Regions from separate parts of the Homo sapiens genome. Here region 1 is linked to region 2. The links are chromatin loops, found by intact Hi-C in ENCODE. Cell type or tissue: endothelial cell of umbilical vein. All regions are shown on one strand. Each heading gives the region's core, and the rest is flanking DNA. Links, peaks and the distances in the headings are about the cores only. Region 1 overlaps NFIB (nuclear factor I B). Region 2 overlaps NFIB (nuclear factor I B).

Region 1 (8,340 bases), core at 232-8,231, 77 kb after region 2:
CTTAATACTTTAATTAATCAAAAGTTTCAATAATCCACTAATATAAAACAAAATGCAAAATCCAAGAGATGAAAGCAGACAGGCAGTAGAAAATTCACAGAATCAGAACTGGGGAAAACAGACAAATGAAAACAAATTTTGGGCTGTGAGCTTTCTAGCATACAGGGAAAAGAAGAAAACTAGATTGCATACACAGTTCTCATCATAAGATGAAAAGAGGCATGCCAACTTATCAGAAAAAGAAAATTTGTTTCCTGGAAGGGATTTTTCAGAGAAATATATTGCAGGGGAGTTGAATAAGGGACACTGAACACATAATAGGAAAAAGGTAGTTTTATACAAAAGCAAAGATCTGCATATGGATCTTTTACATATAAAATATTTTTAAATATTTAATTCACGGTGAAGCCAACCTAAGGTTAAATCATGATTCCACAAAAGTAGTCTATAGAGGAATACAGCAAAATGCTTCTTATAGATAGCTTTCTGATAATTATGAAAGGTTAACCTGTCCCTGAGGTTATCTCAATAAATGCAAATGGCTCAAAGGGCCTTTTAACCAAAGCTATATTCATAACTGACGTCACAAATGAGTACTGAAAGTACTAGGAAACTGGGTTAATTCTCATCTTTTCCTATTTCATTTCCTCAGAAAGACTTTCCCAAAAGACCTTAGCCAACAAAGACCCCCATACCCCATTTTCACTTTAATCTATGTATTATCTATGACCCTATTAGTTTTCTCATAGCATTTAACACAATCGGAAATGACTTGCTTATAAATTTGTTGAATTGATTTGTTGTTCCCTGTGAATAGACAGTGAGCCCCCTGAGGGCAGAGACCATGTCTGTCTTGTACGCTACTGTATCCAAAGCCATTAGGAACATCGGTGGTATGACAGGTGCTCATTTAAAACTTTACAACCTTTCAAATGAATAAATACGTAGCCTGTTTTAGGTTCTAAATATTCAGGGCTGGGCGCAGTGGCTCACGCCTGTAATCCCAGCACTTTGGGAGGCCAAGGTGGGAAGATCACCTGAGGTCAGGAGTTCAAGACCAGCCTGGCCAACATGGTGAAACCCCATCTCTACAAAAATACAAAAATGTGCCCGGCATGATGGCGGGTGCCTGTAATCCCAGCTGATACTCAGGAGGCTGAGACATGAGACTCACTTGAACCTGGGAGGTGGAGGTTGCAGTGAGCCAAGATCACGCCTGGCCGACATAGCAAGATTCCATCTCAAAAAAAAAAAAAAAATTATATACTGTACCCAAAAAATATGGAGAAGACAAAGATAATATTTTACATGAAAATTTAAAAGCCTGGCTTAAAACGACCTCCTCCCTTCACTCCATTTTCTTCCTTCATTCCATCCTCCACTTTGCTGTCAGAATTGTCTTCTAAAGGACCACCTAAATATAACAGCTTGAAAGCTTGATGATCTACCCTCTGGAAACTCTCTAATGTGGCATTTGAAGCCCTCAGCAACCCTACTCTTTCAGCCTAGTCTCTTACAACTCTCCTCCACTTCGCCTACACAGGCTAAAGTCTAGTCACCCTCCCCTGATGGTTCATGACCCCCAACTACCAACATGCTTTCCCCATCCCCAATGACTTACCTTTTCTTGTGCTGTTTCCTGCCTCCAGGACCCCCATGCCTCACATCCTCGTCTAACAAAACGGTGCTCATCTTTCAAGCTCATTTCTTGAGTCATGAGAACCTTCTTTGGATTCTTGTGAATTCTGAATTGCCTCCTCTGTACTCCAATAGCTCTTTTTATGTATCTGTGTGGCATTGTCTACTATCTGTTTCATATGAATTAGGTGCTTAGTTTTATGTTTCTGTTTCCACTGCTAGATTAGATTAGAAACTCCTTGAGAACAGGGATTACTTCATTGGTCTTCATATTTCTCTAACCTTTAGCATGCTCCTAGACATGTAGTAAGCACAAAACAAATGTTCACTGAATTAGACATACCCAAAATTAGAAGTACTAAAGAGATATTGATGGTGACGGCTTTGGGTTTCAATTGTAAACAGTTGAAGACCTAGGTACAGTACAACCATTTATTAAATTACAGATAGTATCAATCTCCACTTACCACTAACTGTGCCTTATTAGCAATTGTTTCATGTAGTCCTTGTTTCAGGAAACTTATTTATGTTCTAGTACATATGAGTAAATATACATTTTAAACTTTTTTTTTTTACTAACAGTGGCTCATGTTACGAGGTCCTCTACTATATTAAAAACATTTTAATAGACTTTGTCCACAGACTGAACTTTTACTTTTTAATGTGATATCACATATAATACCACATCTCATTCTCTACAGATTCTGAAATGATTCAGGGACTTTTAAATCAGCATTTGCCAATAAAAAGACAAATTTTTCAAATTCTGCATCATATGTAAAACTAGCTCTTTTTCCTTTCCTTTTTTTAACATTACAGAAGACCTAAAACCTTATATTTGATGAAGGTTCTAAGTACAAGGATCAAACTATAATCGTGTCATTTCTTCAATACTTTCAGTACTGCTCCCCGACCAGGATTTAGTTTGCCAAATTACGACATCATTTTCAAAGTGCTACTAATCAACAGAGAGGGCAATGAATGAATTCACCCATATACATCTGTCAGGCTATTGAGCGATAAAGCATGGTATTGAGACATATGTGTTCTTACCATCTGCACACATTACAGCAATGCACTGCACACATATATGTCTGAACCTAATGTTACACGTGAAAAAGAAAAGCATTCATGCCAACCCTCAGTACAATTCACATCACATCAGTTCTACAATTGGTGGCTTTATGTTACTCTACATATACCTATATGTCCCGATTTTTTTTTCTTGTGAAAAATGATTAAGACACAGAATCAGATATACTCTTTAGGAGATTAGCTTCAATCTTATGCTAACAAAATCGCAGTCACCCTCAAATGGAGTTATGGCAAGCAAATTTGCTTTCTCAGAACTCATAATTTTTACTTTACTCCTCTGAAAACTACAGAGCGGCAAGGAAGTTGAACTGAATAAAAACAAAATGGCAAGCTATATATATTGATTAATTTTACATTATATATTTTGGAAGGGCAAATTCATTATTTATACAGGTGCTACCTGACCTCCATCCAGCAAGTTATTCATTTTAACCTATTAACAAGCACACTATAAACAACAATGAAAGTTACATGACCTTACACAGCTGTCTCAAGCCACTGTACTTCCATCATTAAGGAAACTGTTAGATGACCCTGTTGTCAGAACACACTAAATCTGTCTGAATAAGGGAAAACAAAACTTTGTCTCCAAAGGGTAAAAAATAATAATAATAATCCTAGGCAGAGTTCCTGTTCACACTGTACAGTTACTATTATTATTTATCATTTCTTATTTACCTGTGTTTTTAGTATAAACATTCCTGGAAGCTTTTATACTGCTTGTGGCACATAGTCAGTTGCTTATTGCCAAGGGAAAGACTTTTTCCCCAGAAAGGCAATCTGTGCACATGCTAATTTGAAAGACAGGGTAGGAGCTGCAAGTGTTTTAATAGCCCATTATCAAAAATTATCCCTTGGCTATAAAATCCCCAGACCATTGGCTTGAGATCAGCTCAAAGAAAAATGAGATTACAGAATTTAATCTAGTGAAGGGGAGTGAGAGATGAGTTCTAAAAAGCCTTAGATCACAAAAAAAAAAAAAAAAAAAAAAAAAAAAGGCAGAGGACAGAAACAACATCAGCTTAGATTAAACCTTCCACACATTTACCTCCTACAAATCTGACATGTTCCAAGACTGATTTTAATTTTAAAAAGTAAGGTGTCTCTTTGCAACATTTTAATAAGTAGGGAATGCTCAGTGAAAAATTACATATTGAGGTGACAGGAAACAAAACAGCATTTTGTCTTAAATTTGCACAACCTAATTTATAGCAATAAAGCAGAACCTATGAGTTCTGGTAAATGTCAGGGCAGTCATGTCCATTACATATGTGGATAGGTATGAAGCTGAGTCTCCGTAGGCCCTTCAAAAATTGCACACAGCCGCCCTAATGCAAACCAGAAGTCTCAGGCTGCTGGATGAACACTCAGATTCGCTCCCATGTGGATATTTAGAGAGGGTCTCCTCCACCCCCATCCCCATTCTCACGTATGCATGTTTTAAGAGACCAACCAGAGGCCATAACCATGGAGGTGGCTCATTAGAAGAGACCTCCCACCCCAACAAAATCTGGCCCAACCCCCTGCAAAGAAAGCACCAGCGTCCCATAGAACCTCCCCCTCTCCCCCTAACCTCTACTCTCTTACTTCTCCTCCCCCTTCTCCTCCTCCCTCCCCACACCCCTCCCCATGAGCATCTGCCTGGCCCAATCTCGCCTGGGCCAGCTCCAATAACAACATCTGCTTGGCAGCTTTTCAAGCCCACGGATAGTTATCTAACTGAGGCTTTTGTGCTGTACTGTTTATTCTATGTGAAGAAATGCCTCCTTAGTTGAAAGAGTACTTTAGAAAAACTGTGCAGCTATTAGCAAGTGAAGCACAAGGCTAATAACCCCCACCTGCTCATCAAATTAATTATGACATCTGAGTCATTATAACTCAGAAAGAAAACACGACTGCAGATTTGTCACATGTAGGAATAAACATGTATTAGGACCGGGAAAAAAATCAGACCAAGAGACTCAGCTGGACGAAACACATGCTTCCACCTTTCAGAGACTGGAAATATGGATCCTATCTTTCCAAGTGAAACTGACGAAGAGGGATGAGGTGGTTGGCCAGATAACCACACTGCTGTTACATGGAGCAAAATGAGATAAAGTCAGGGATTAGGGAACCTCATGGAAAACACTGTAAGGTTGAATAATAATTTATTTAGAAAAACTAAAACTCTATACAAAGCCATTTCACAGAGCAAAACAAAACATACTGCCCACAATGAACGTGACCCTGTGTCATCTGGTCCATCTTAAAAACACTCATAAGAACTCTGGGTAGAGAATTTTTGTCCCTAGGTACAAAAGAATATTTTAAGGGTGCTAATAACTTTAGCAAAGAAATACCTTAGAAGTAAAAATAAAAACTTGTCATGAAGTTATTGCATTTCCTAACCATGAGTGCATAAGACTAGTATTTTTAAAAGGCAAATTCCATCCAGTGGCCATTAAAAAATTACATTTAATAGTCAGACATGTAACAGTATATCTCGTGATCAGTAACATTTTGCTAATATTTCATACTATTAAAAGGCGCAAGTTTCCATTATACGTTTTGAACAAACTTAAAATAGCTACTAACCTCTTTTTTCCCCCACATATTTCTGGAACTTGCAACTATAGCATACATGTTAAAATATCTTACTCCCAATTTTTCAATCTGGCTTTTTGTCGTAATTTTAAAATGCAAGTAAATTTTAATAAAGGTAAAATTATTTTAAATAGAACATGACTTAATAGGATGATGACCCATGCAATAGAGCCATGACATTTTTCCTTGCCATTATTTTAAAGGAAATAAATTATAACATGATATTTGCATGAATCATAAAATGCTATCATTTAAAAACACTCCTACTGAAAATGTTTGCAGCTATAAATTTAAAGCCTCTTCATCTTCCTGCAATATCTTTAGTATTAAAAGAACTTTTTAAATTCTTTTCTAGCATTTGTGCTGCCAGTTTCATAAAACATAAATCCTTCTATGAAAGCATATGACTCTTGCTAAATAACATCGGCCTGCTCCACTTTATCTTCTACCTCCAGGAAAGTCATCCACAGTAGCAACAGCTATAATCAATTCTCGCAAAAAAAAAAAAAAAAAAAAAAAAAAATTCTATCTTTTTATAAAAGCAAAACCCCCAGAAGAGTTAATTTTAAAACAGAACATGCTACATTTTTAAATCCTTTGAGGTTTAATATATTATGAAAGCAAATCTCAGGAAGCAATACAATTAGTCTTTTCTCTCGGTAAACAATTTTGTGTTAGAGTCTAATGCTGAGTTGATTTATGTAAATGTGTTACTTAGCCTCAACTTAAGATATAAATCCAGAGTAAACATAACAATGGCAATCCCGACAGTCTGCTTTGCCAAATCAGAAGATTTAGTCAGCCTAGACTAAAAATGAATTAAGATTATATTGAGAGTGTCAGTCCTAAGTCAAGAAAACATGCCCAGCCAGGGCACGCCAGGGAGAAAGAAGATCACTCATTAACGAGCCAGCAATGCTACAAAGCTTTTGCTCGTCTGGGAAAACATGTTCCCAGTTTTAAACTCCACAGCAAATCAAGGCACTCTTTTTAATAAGTACATTTTCCGTCTCTTTCCCCCTCATCAATCCCAAAAAGAAACTCAGCTTCTCTGTGTATTATCTGTGTAACTCTACATGTCAAACTACAATAGGCCTTGTATCCTTTAAGGTAACATGGGCCAGTGTCTGAGGTGGAGTGGAAGACTCGGGGCTGTGGGGAGTTAATGCCTCCCTTCTCAAAATAACTTTCAAGTTGTCTATTAACAACTAGTTCCCATAATTACATATTAAATTTCTTTACCATGATAGGTTACAGTTATACATCCCAAATAAATCTGACTGTGGAGTACCTGCCGGCAGATTTCTGTCTCTGTTTCCCCAGACACATTGACACACAGCTCAGAGACAAGCTGGTCAGGCACGCTACACAGAGGTCCGTCTGTCCTCGCCTAAAAAGTAAATAAATTATTTTGTGAAAAATATCCTTAGCAAGGATCAGTATTATTGTCAGTGTGACTTTAAAATTCTAAAGGCATGCCAGAAAGAGGGCTACATAAAATTCAGCAGTTTCCAGATCATACACAGTACAGAGATTCTCATACCCACTTAATCTCAGCACGCATCTCCACCCCTACTTCCTTCCCAATGGTATGTGGTCTTGAAAACACAAATGTTCACGTTTCCTGAAGCTGAGCTGCAAAGGAAAAGTCTCCTCCCAAGAGGCAGAGCTGTAGGCTTTTGGTGCCCCCGAAATTGTTCACTACAGTACAACATAATGTGACACTCACCACAATTAGCCACAGGGAAACAGTCTTTTTTTCACCTCTGATGTCATATAATAGATTTGAGATCACATCAGTGAGCAATGTTATCTACAAGTATTTTTGGAAGTCTTGTTAAAAGAGCCACGATACTGCAAGCCTAACTTGAAGTGTAAATGGTGAATGCTTCTCTATATCTCATCTTGACCACTACTTTACTGAAGAGTGAAAAATGACAGATGCAAATTATTTTTCAGAAAGTAGACATTTCCACTGGTAGTTCTTCCTCCTAAGTGATCTTTTCTTCTCTCTCATGCTCTACCCCCTTTCTCTCTCTAGCATTCTTCCTCCCTACACACACACACACACACACACACACACACACACACACACGAAGACATCCATTAATATTAAGAACAGTCTTCCGTAATGTTTTTCAGAATTTCTCAGGGGCTTAGGAGGGCGGCAGCCGTGCCAAAATTACAAGCTTTCCTCTAGTCAGAAGGGATGTCTTTTCAAAGCCCAGCCCTCATTTTTCAGTCTGATGTAAGTAAATTTACCTCTGTGTGCTGGGCTGAGCAGCTTTTCTTTGTCGTTTTTGTTTTTCTAATAGCTGCTGCTCTGGCAGAGCTATTCATTTCAAAGGGAAGTTAGAAGCATTCTTCACTCTTCCCCTTTTAGATTATTTGCAGTTACTGACTCTTCTGAAATCTTAGATTTGAACAGAAACCTAAAGCACAGCACCATTTTAAAACAGCAAATCACCAGCATTCCTGGGATCACATTTCTCTAGAGCAACTATCCAACATGAGGCACAAGAACTAAGTCGAACTGGGCTAAAATTGACAAAATTAAAGACAAAAGAATTATCTCTTTTAAAAATTGGGGCCTACTGTGCTCTGACAGCATGCTAAAGGACAACCATCGTTTGGAAACATTGTTTCAGAACCAGAGAAGAGGTGGTGGAGTTCTGTTTGCCAGTTAGCTAAATTAACTGATTTCTTAAGAAATCCAAGTGAACTGTATAGTAAGGTGGTCAATTTTTGGAAACATTGTTTAGGCAACAGATAAGAGATAGTGAGGTTTTGTTTTGAAGTTAATTTACTTCATGAGAAAGTCAAATCAACAGTCATAGACCATGAAGCTGATAAGATCTATGATAAAATCCAGTGGGCGAACTATCAGTAAGTTCTTAATTTGCCCACGTCCCAGTGTATTCAACGGGCTTCAGTTGGCAATGGCTGGACCTTGCTCTTGTTACTTCTGAAGGGAGTTGTTTTACGTGGACAAGGCCAGGATCATGGTCTCTGAGTGCTCCA
Region 2 (8,340 bases), core at 303-8,302:
CTTATGTTACTTACATGTGATTAATAACCAGTCCTTGTTTTATTATTAAATTATGGCTCTTAAGTCTGTGATACTATATTCATATAAAAATAAATGTATACATTTAAACTCAAGATGCATAGCAATTAACTGGATAACAGAGTAAGATGATGCATAGCCTACTTTCTACAAAGGTAAAGTAGATTTGTACGTGGGGTATTCATTACTGCTTCTGTTCATAAAATAACTTTATCAAAATATTAGAGGAAAAAAATCAGATAAGTCATCTGATGAACAGGAAGCTTGCTGATGTGGCAGATAATAGTATTAAATGTCCTAACAGTTCCTTGATAAGTGGTTCAAAGAACTTCTGTCCCCATGTTTTCAAGGCAAAAGTTAATATACCAGGAATAAAACTACTTGAATAATGCATCATTGAACCAACATTTTTGAAAAGGGATAAAATGAGGAAACAAATGAGGAGACAGTAATTTCCTCTTGCAAATTAAAACTGTGCAGGCAAAGAAAGGAACTCAATTATACTGATAAAATAAAAACAAAAAAATAGCTGACATGATTTTCCTTTTTGTAAAAAGAGAAGGTCAAGAATATTCTAATAAGTGAAATAATGGGTTTGAAAGAACTTTGAAAAGTTTACAAGCTCACAGAGACATGAAGATGGGGCATTTTATGGGGCAATATTCTTTCAAACAGTCACTTAAAGAGAACAGTTTAAAATACAGATAATCCTGGCCAGGCACGGTGGCATATGCCTTTAATCCCAACACTATGGGAGGCTGAGGTGGGTGGATAACCTGAGGTCAGGAGTTCAAGACCAGCCTGGCCAACATAATGAAATTCCATCTCTACTAAAAATACAATAATTAGCTGGGCGTAGTGGTGGGTGCCTGTAGTCCCAGCTACTTGGGAGGCTGAAGTGGGAGGATCACCTGAGGTCAGGAGTTCGAGACCAGCCTGGCCAACATGGTGAAACTCCACCTCTACTAAAAATACAATAATTAGCTGGGCATAGCGGTGGGTGCCTATAGTCCCAACTACTCGAGAGGCTAAGGTGGGAGGATCATCTGAGCCCTGGAGGTTGAGGCTGCAGTGAGCTGAGATTACATCACTGCACTCCAGCCTCGGTGACAGAGTGAGCCCCTATCTTGAAAAAAATAAACAAAAATAAAAAAAATACAGATAATTCTAACCAAGAATAATAAAGAATAACAGAAGCCCACCATGAAATCTACTACTCATCACTATGGTTATTTGGGAAATGGGAAAATAAATGATGACGGGCATGTTCACTTGCTATATCCATTTTAAAAAAGGGAACTGAGAGTATACTGGTGCAGAGCTATGTACCAGGTGCTCAAAATTCCTCCCATTTTGTCTTGTTACTCATTTTATCTTTAATAGAGATTCAAATCAATTCCTTATGATTCAAAAATGCCTAAGCCAAATCCAAAGAGTATGAAAAAATCAAGGTTCTGCATAATGTCCCATCCATATGCCTTAACCCTGAATGATATCAAACCTATGTAATCTTAGACATCAATGCCTTCCAGATGTGACAAAATTTTAACACAGACCAACTTCAAGCTTTTTACTGCAGACTCATCTCCCATGCTCATAAAGATTATTTTCATTGCACGTACCATTACATATGGCTAATGTTTAATTTTCCAAATTGATTATTATGCTGCCATTTCAAAACTGACATTGCCTTCCAATCCAATCAAAAAACAAACTATGCTGCATACTCAACCTCCAACAAACACATACACAAAAACAAGAAATCACATCATTATTTCCAAGTTCTAGATAGTGCTTGGTTACAAGACCAGTTGAACTTTTCCTTGTCCACTCTTGGTACCTCCAAAAGATGGAAAAGGGGAAGGAGGGATCATCCAATTCTTTGTCAGAGTTAATTGCCATAGGAATAATTTGAGCCTGTCACCTGTTGTTTTTGGTCTTAAAGATTGCTTCTAATCAGACAAGATCAAATTCTTCTTGACATTTAAAGCATGTTAAAATTCTAAAATTAACTAACAAGATTGTTCATGGATATTTTGCAAAACCATCTAACAGCAAGGCCATGACAGAAATGTATAAACTAAATTTTCAGATAGGATTTAAAAAATTAGTAACTCAACACCAGTAAGAAAAACTGGTGTGATAAAGCTTTGGATGATATTATGCAAACTTAATTCCCCTGCCCCAAACAATTGCTTTGAATCTTACCTAAATCTCATCCCTCCACCCACCCCCAAAATTAGAATTGCCCTGTAACGGTAACTTGTCCTCAGATCCATCCTGAACTCTGTTTCTGCAAACCACCTTTCCCAGCTCCATTAACTATTGACTTCAGGCTAGGTCCAACCAACAGGAGGCAATGGTAGGAGTTTGGGAATTTGGAGGGTGGGAAGAAAGGAGAAGGAGAGGTATTCCTTCCCTCCTCTGCTTTGACATTTGTCTCCAAACAGTGGTGAGTTTTCCTCTTGTGATTCTTGCTTCCACTGAACAAGTTCCTCCCTCTGTGATGCCCTCCCTTCAGGCAGCTCCAGCTCAATTTGTGTAGTAGATTCCTACTGATGCTAATGACTGGGTGACCTCACTGCCCATTCAGCTTTTCATCTATTCTAACATTACTGTAACTGGCCTTGCCCATGAAATTCCTCCTATTGGACTATCTGGTAGTTTATTTTACTCAAATCTGACAGATACATTTGTTTTTTTGAATTTGGCATATCTGTCACTCTAAAATACGTGTCAGGTAATAGAATTAAGCAGTATTAGACAAATATAATAACTTTTTTAAAAACCAATAGATTTCACGTGTTTGTTATGATTCTCATCTTTTAAAAAAAAGATGAGAAAGCACTGCCACCATTCAGTACTAAGTACAAAATTCTGTATCCCAAAGTTTTTTGTAATGCATACTGATACATAAAAATAATCAAGTTTTTAAAAAAGGCAACTAGATGCTCAATGCCATGTTCTAAATATATCTCTTCCAGGAGGTCTTCTGATAATCCTACCCATCCATCCAAGTTTACTTCTTCTTTTTATCATCTCCTAGTCTCTCTAACCAATTTTTAACAAGTTTTTTCTTGTGCATGTGTTTTTCCTTCACACATGACTGTATGCTCCTTGACTGGAACAATTATAAGTTTGATTATTTTTGTAAAATATGATACATTTACTTATATTTCATGCCACAAACAACTTCGAAATGCTTATCAATTGTCGGAATAACTAACAGTCTCATGGGGATAATCAAAAGGTTTTCTTAAATATGCACCACTATACATCAACGTAAGAATAATCCCTAACAGGAAAGAGAAATGACTTCAACATTACTCTGTTTCCTTTAGGAAATGGTTCATAAGTCCCCACTGGACATGAGGCATTTTACATAAGAAAAATTACAAAATAAGACAAAAGTATTTTTCCCATCAGAATAGTAACACTCTATAGTGTTTTGCTAAAACACTCTACGAACAGGAGAAAACAAAAATATTTATGTTCATACGCACAGGGATATATATGAACTCACAGTACCAAAACTTTAGAATCACATATGCAAACAGTACCAATATACTTAATGTTTTAAACTGTGCTAGATAACAGCCCGGCTAGAGGCAAGTGACATAACGGAAAAACATACAGCATCAATTCACATGTTGCCAACTTTTTTTGGATAGAACTAACAGGATGACACTGGTGATGGATGTGCACACTTAGCTGCCAGCATTGCACCCTATGCAATGTCCCTCTACATCCTCTCTCTCAATCATTTTGAACCCCCACCCCCAAGATTTATTTTATGTCTCTTTTTAAAACATTATTTTCCTAGTTGGTGACAGTCACCACCAAACATCATACAGAGATCATTTCAACTGAAAATACATGTTTATTATTTTTTAAGCCTGTGCCTGAAATGTATTTTAGTCAATCTATGCCACATAAGGCAAACTTCTAATGCACATTTATGAATTTAATTCAATAAATATTTACTGAAAAAAGAAAATGGGTTGGAGTCTAAATAGACATAAAGTGGCCATGAAGTAAGTCTAGCAATAACTTTCACTTTTTATGTTTTCCCACCACCCTTTACTTTCCCCAATGAGAAACTTATAGTGTGACAGGTAAGCTAAGAGACAATCTCCATAAATATGACAGCAGACATATTGCACAGACACTAAAAACCATAGGAATAATGCTGAGACCACAAGACAGAAATAGCCCTTGACTTTTTCTCGTAATGGCAGGTAGAATGGGTGGGACAGGGAGCCTAAAGCCAGATAGGAAAACGAATCCAACTTTTAACCAAATTTTTTATTACACACATACTATTTGAAACTTAAACTTTCATTCTAAGTTACAGTCAAAAAAGAAAAAAGACAATAAGAAGAAATAAAAATTATCCCAGTTCTTCCAATGTACTGTATATGTATATGCTATGATTTAAGAATTATGCCATAGGAATAGATAATTCAATTAAAGCCAAGATAAAACAAATGAGATACATTATACTAAGCAGATAGCAAATTATGATATAATTTGGCTGAGAAATAGGTTGAAACAGGCACTATCTTAGAAATGGGATGACAGCAAAGAACTAAGCTCCACCTTCAATGTATTTGAAGGTCTGTTTGGAGCCAATTTACACAAAATATCCACTTACCAATTTCACAGAAGATAGAACAAAATAACACTGAGATAACGTATTAGGAAATTATTTTTTAATATTGGAGGTGCACTCTACCACCTCAATCCAGCACACATTCTCTCTCTCTCTCTCTTTCACAAAAGAGAAAGAGATCCCGTAAGCTTCTCCACAATGTTCTATACCTGACCCTGGAAGGAAATCCTATTCTTCTAGGCTTGCTTAAGCCAATAAGGTCCCCAGAGAATGCTAACTGGGGTGGTTATGTGCCCAAGAATTGAACTGAAACCATTAATTTACTTCATAGGACCAATCAACTGGCAAAAGAAGTTAAAAAAAAACAAAAAACAAAAAACTTTTGGTAGAACTGACCTACAGAGAATTTAAACCGCCAGAGATGGCAAGGTTTGATGTTACAGCTTCCTTCATCCATCTGCAAAGCTCTGTCACTACCTAATAAATGCACAATGCTTCTCTCTCCTGTGGTGCTTTTAGGAAATAATGCTTGTCATTTTCCATCTTATTGACAAAATATTGTATTTTTTAGAAAACTCCATATCTAAGGAATACTTTAATGAAATAAAGATGGGTTAAAACATCAAGCTAATTTTGTGAGCACACGAAACAGAGAAATAATCTCAAAGAAAATGATAAATTCTAATTTTTATTTGAAAGTATAAAGCACATATGAGACGACTTTTATTGTGTTGCCACTTCATTCTTGTTTATTTAGGTTTCTTTATTCACTGTCGATATAAATGACTGCAGTGAAGCCAGGATTGCAGACCAAATCTGAATTTGGAAGTTTGGCTACAGCAATCTGGATCCCAAAGCCAAAGCTTCCTCCTCACATTAGACTCCCATTCAAAGCTATCACTGTGTTTTCAAAGTGACAACACTGTTCAACTTTCTTTTCACAGAGCAGGAATCTTTTATGGCATTAAGGGTATGTATGTCACACCATGAAAAACACAATGACATTGCAAACATAGACAAAGGAATCTAGTAAGGGCATTGGGAGGAAAAAGGGGGTGGGGTATTTAAGAAAATGTTTTTTAAACTTTTTTTTTTGCAAAAGAAAATGCATAATAATAAAATAATAACTGAAAGTTCCCTATTAATATCATCCAGCAATTATTAAAAATAGAATAAATTAGCTGATATGATCCAATCACCTGGTAGGGAACAGCATGTGTCTCCTTAGTCCATTGGCAGTGCTAATGGTGCTCCTAAATGAAGGATTTTTTTTTTCTATGTTCACGCTGGTTGAACTTAATTTTCCGTTCACCTGTTTACCTGGATTAGTTTTCAGCTTAACATTCATTAAGCATCAAGACATAACAAGAGGTGCAGTGATGATGAGATAAAAGTCTCAAGGCCATTACTCCTCCCATGAGGCACTCAGGGAGGATCTATAAGTGAAAGATAGCTTCACTCGCTTGGGTTAAAGTGAAAAAATATGAACCCACTCTAGAACTTTGAAAATCAAAGAGAGCTTTAAAAAGCCGTGTGTTTATGTTTTGCCTAATTTTTCACTTTTTCTCATTAGAAGGCAAGGTCTGACTAAATGTGGGTTATTTCTGATATCTCAGCTTCTAGTTTGCGGAAGGGGGTTCCTGTTTAAGGGAGGGAATGCTGCCACCCCCTACTCTCCCCAGCAGCAGCACACTGGACACCTGAGAAGCCAAAAGCGCTACACCAAAATATACCACCTTTAATCACAAATCAAACAACAGTAATTAGGAGCATCAAGTTAATTGTGTCTACTCCCCACAGAATGTGTCCTCCAAGGCTCCTTGAAATCAGGTTGAAAGATTAGTAGTAATTTTACTCCCAATTCTCTTATTCTAACTTAAAAAAAAAAAAAAAAACAGAGCCTAAGTTCATCACTCCTACCCTCAGAACTATGGAGTCTACAAGTAAAACCTTAAAAAGAAAAATCAGACTACTTAATTAAGTGTTTTCTTAGGCCGTTTATGTAATCAGAGTAACTTTGATCTTTGGCTTCTTAATCTGTTCAAAATTTGTTGTCAAATCGTATGGAATTCCTTTAAATCCAGAATTATAAATGTTATTTTCCATTTGTCTTTTATTAATGATTAAGACAACTTGGCAGTTTGAATCCAATCAATCAAGAATGTGCAAAATCCATTTCATATACATTGGTACAATTAGATACTGACAATAAGGCTCTTTCTTACCTTCCATTTGTACTAAATATGATAAAGATAGCAAGAATACCTTAGCTATTTTCGAGGCATTTTCATCTACATTACTTTGCAATCCCGAAATAGGTTGTGCTTTATTCTGACCCTTTACAATTACCAGAAAGGAATGCAGAGCTTGACAACTTGCAGAGTAATAGAAAAACCTTGATTTTTCATTGCATTTCCCCTTCTGACTTTCTTAGGATCTGAGGGACGACCCTTAACCTTTCTCAGTCTCACTCTCCTGTCTCAAACAAGCTATAATAAAACTTTATTCCAGTCCACTGGGGTATTAGAACAATGAATCTGATAGGATGTCCCTAACACACTGTACTGTGATCTCTATAGGGAAAGTTGCTATAAAAATAAAGACACTGTTGTTATTCTTCCAATTGAGTTATTTGCAAATGGATCTTCTTGATGGAGCCCAGCCCTCCGATATAGAAAAGAAAATTCTATCAGTCCTCTAGGGTACAATTGCCTTGTGGCAATTATACCCATAACCACATTTCCTTATTACTATTTATAAAAGACTGTGGAGTTCAAGGGGAGGCAAAAAGGGAGCTTAAGAAAAAATATGCTGTTTATTTTCAACAGAAGATGCTGAAGTTGCAAATTTGGAACTCAAGGCTATAGGTAAACTTTGACAGAACATGTGTTCCAAATTAGTGTGGTGTTTCTTAGCTGTGTCAGAAAGTCAGAGGTGTCCCTGAGGCTGCAGCGCTTTAGCAAATTTTGGAAATAACTTGGGGAAAAAAAAGGTAAATTACACAGTTAATCTGGTCCTCACTCTACGAATGCTACAAAACAATGACGAAAAGGTTCACGGCTAGACCATTCTCACCAAGAAAGACAGCATATCTCGAGGTACAAAAGGCACAAAAGAAAATTAAACTGAGCTTAGGAAGAAAGTGCTATGGACAATTTTACATGAAAAGCCAAAAGGGAATGTTGGGGCTACGTTGAACTTTCCTGGAGTCTACAGACAGAATACACGTTGCCCCCTATATTCATTACCAACAGCCATAAGAATTAGTAGGTGGCTCAGGTTTAGGCACTTTAAGAATTCCATATTCCTCAAATGGAATTTTTTCAAAGTAAATAATAAAAGCTTTGCTTTATGAAGTATTAGAGAAATGGGGTTTCCCTTCCATAACAGAAATCACTAGGCCCATCACACTGCACGTCTCCAAGGAGCATGATTCACAGTGTGGGCTACGGGGAGGGAGCCTTCTAAAGTCGTTTCGGATGTTCACTATGGCATTCTACGTGTCATTAAAAAAGCCTTATAAATCATCCTAAAATTTAGAGTTTAAACCTGGAACAATTACTTGGATAAAGTTTCTTATGTTAACAGGTTTTTAAAAGTTCAATTTTCAGAAAAGTGTTTGTTGTCAGTGGAGATCTGCATATAATCTAGATTCCAATTAAACACAGAGCTCCAAAAAGACCAATTAAAGGAGAAGTAGAACAGCTTGC

The links. Peaks named below come from ENCODE experiments on the same cell type or tissue, not always from the same donor. Only the 100,000 strongest peaks of a DNase experiment are listed, where the experiment ranks them.
Region 1: it touches region 2 in a loop (2.4-fold over the local background); 3 of 110 quality-filtered maps call a loop at or near these places.

Annotation. Positions count from the first base shown.
Region 1 is chr9:14,266,878-14,275,217 of GRCh38, forward strand. All of the region lies in intron 2 of NFIB (nuclear factor I B), which reads right to left. Among named protein-coding and RNA genes, the nearest start is that of NFIB, 43 kb to the right of the region's middle. RefSeq lists enhancers at 6,941-7,541, 7,542-8,141. In endothelial cell of umbilical vein, for the core only: no CTCF peak of the experiment used is centred there; DNase peaks (open chromatin) are centred at 3,234, 4,494, 7,194, 7,644 and 3 weaker places; H3K4me3 peaks cover 522 bases; H3K27ac peaks cover 3,225 bases.
Region 2 is chr9:14,190,181-14,198,520 of GRCh38, forward strand. The region is part of intron 2 of NFIB (nuclear factor I B); the gene reads right to left. Among named protein-coding and RNA genes, the nearest start is that of NFIB, 120 kb to the right of the region's middle. In endothelial cell of umbilical vein, for the core only: no CTCF peak of the experiment used is centred there; a DNase peak (open chromatin) is centred at 3,531; H3K27ac peaks cover 3,503 bases.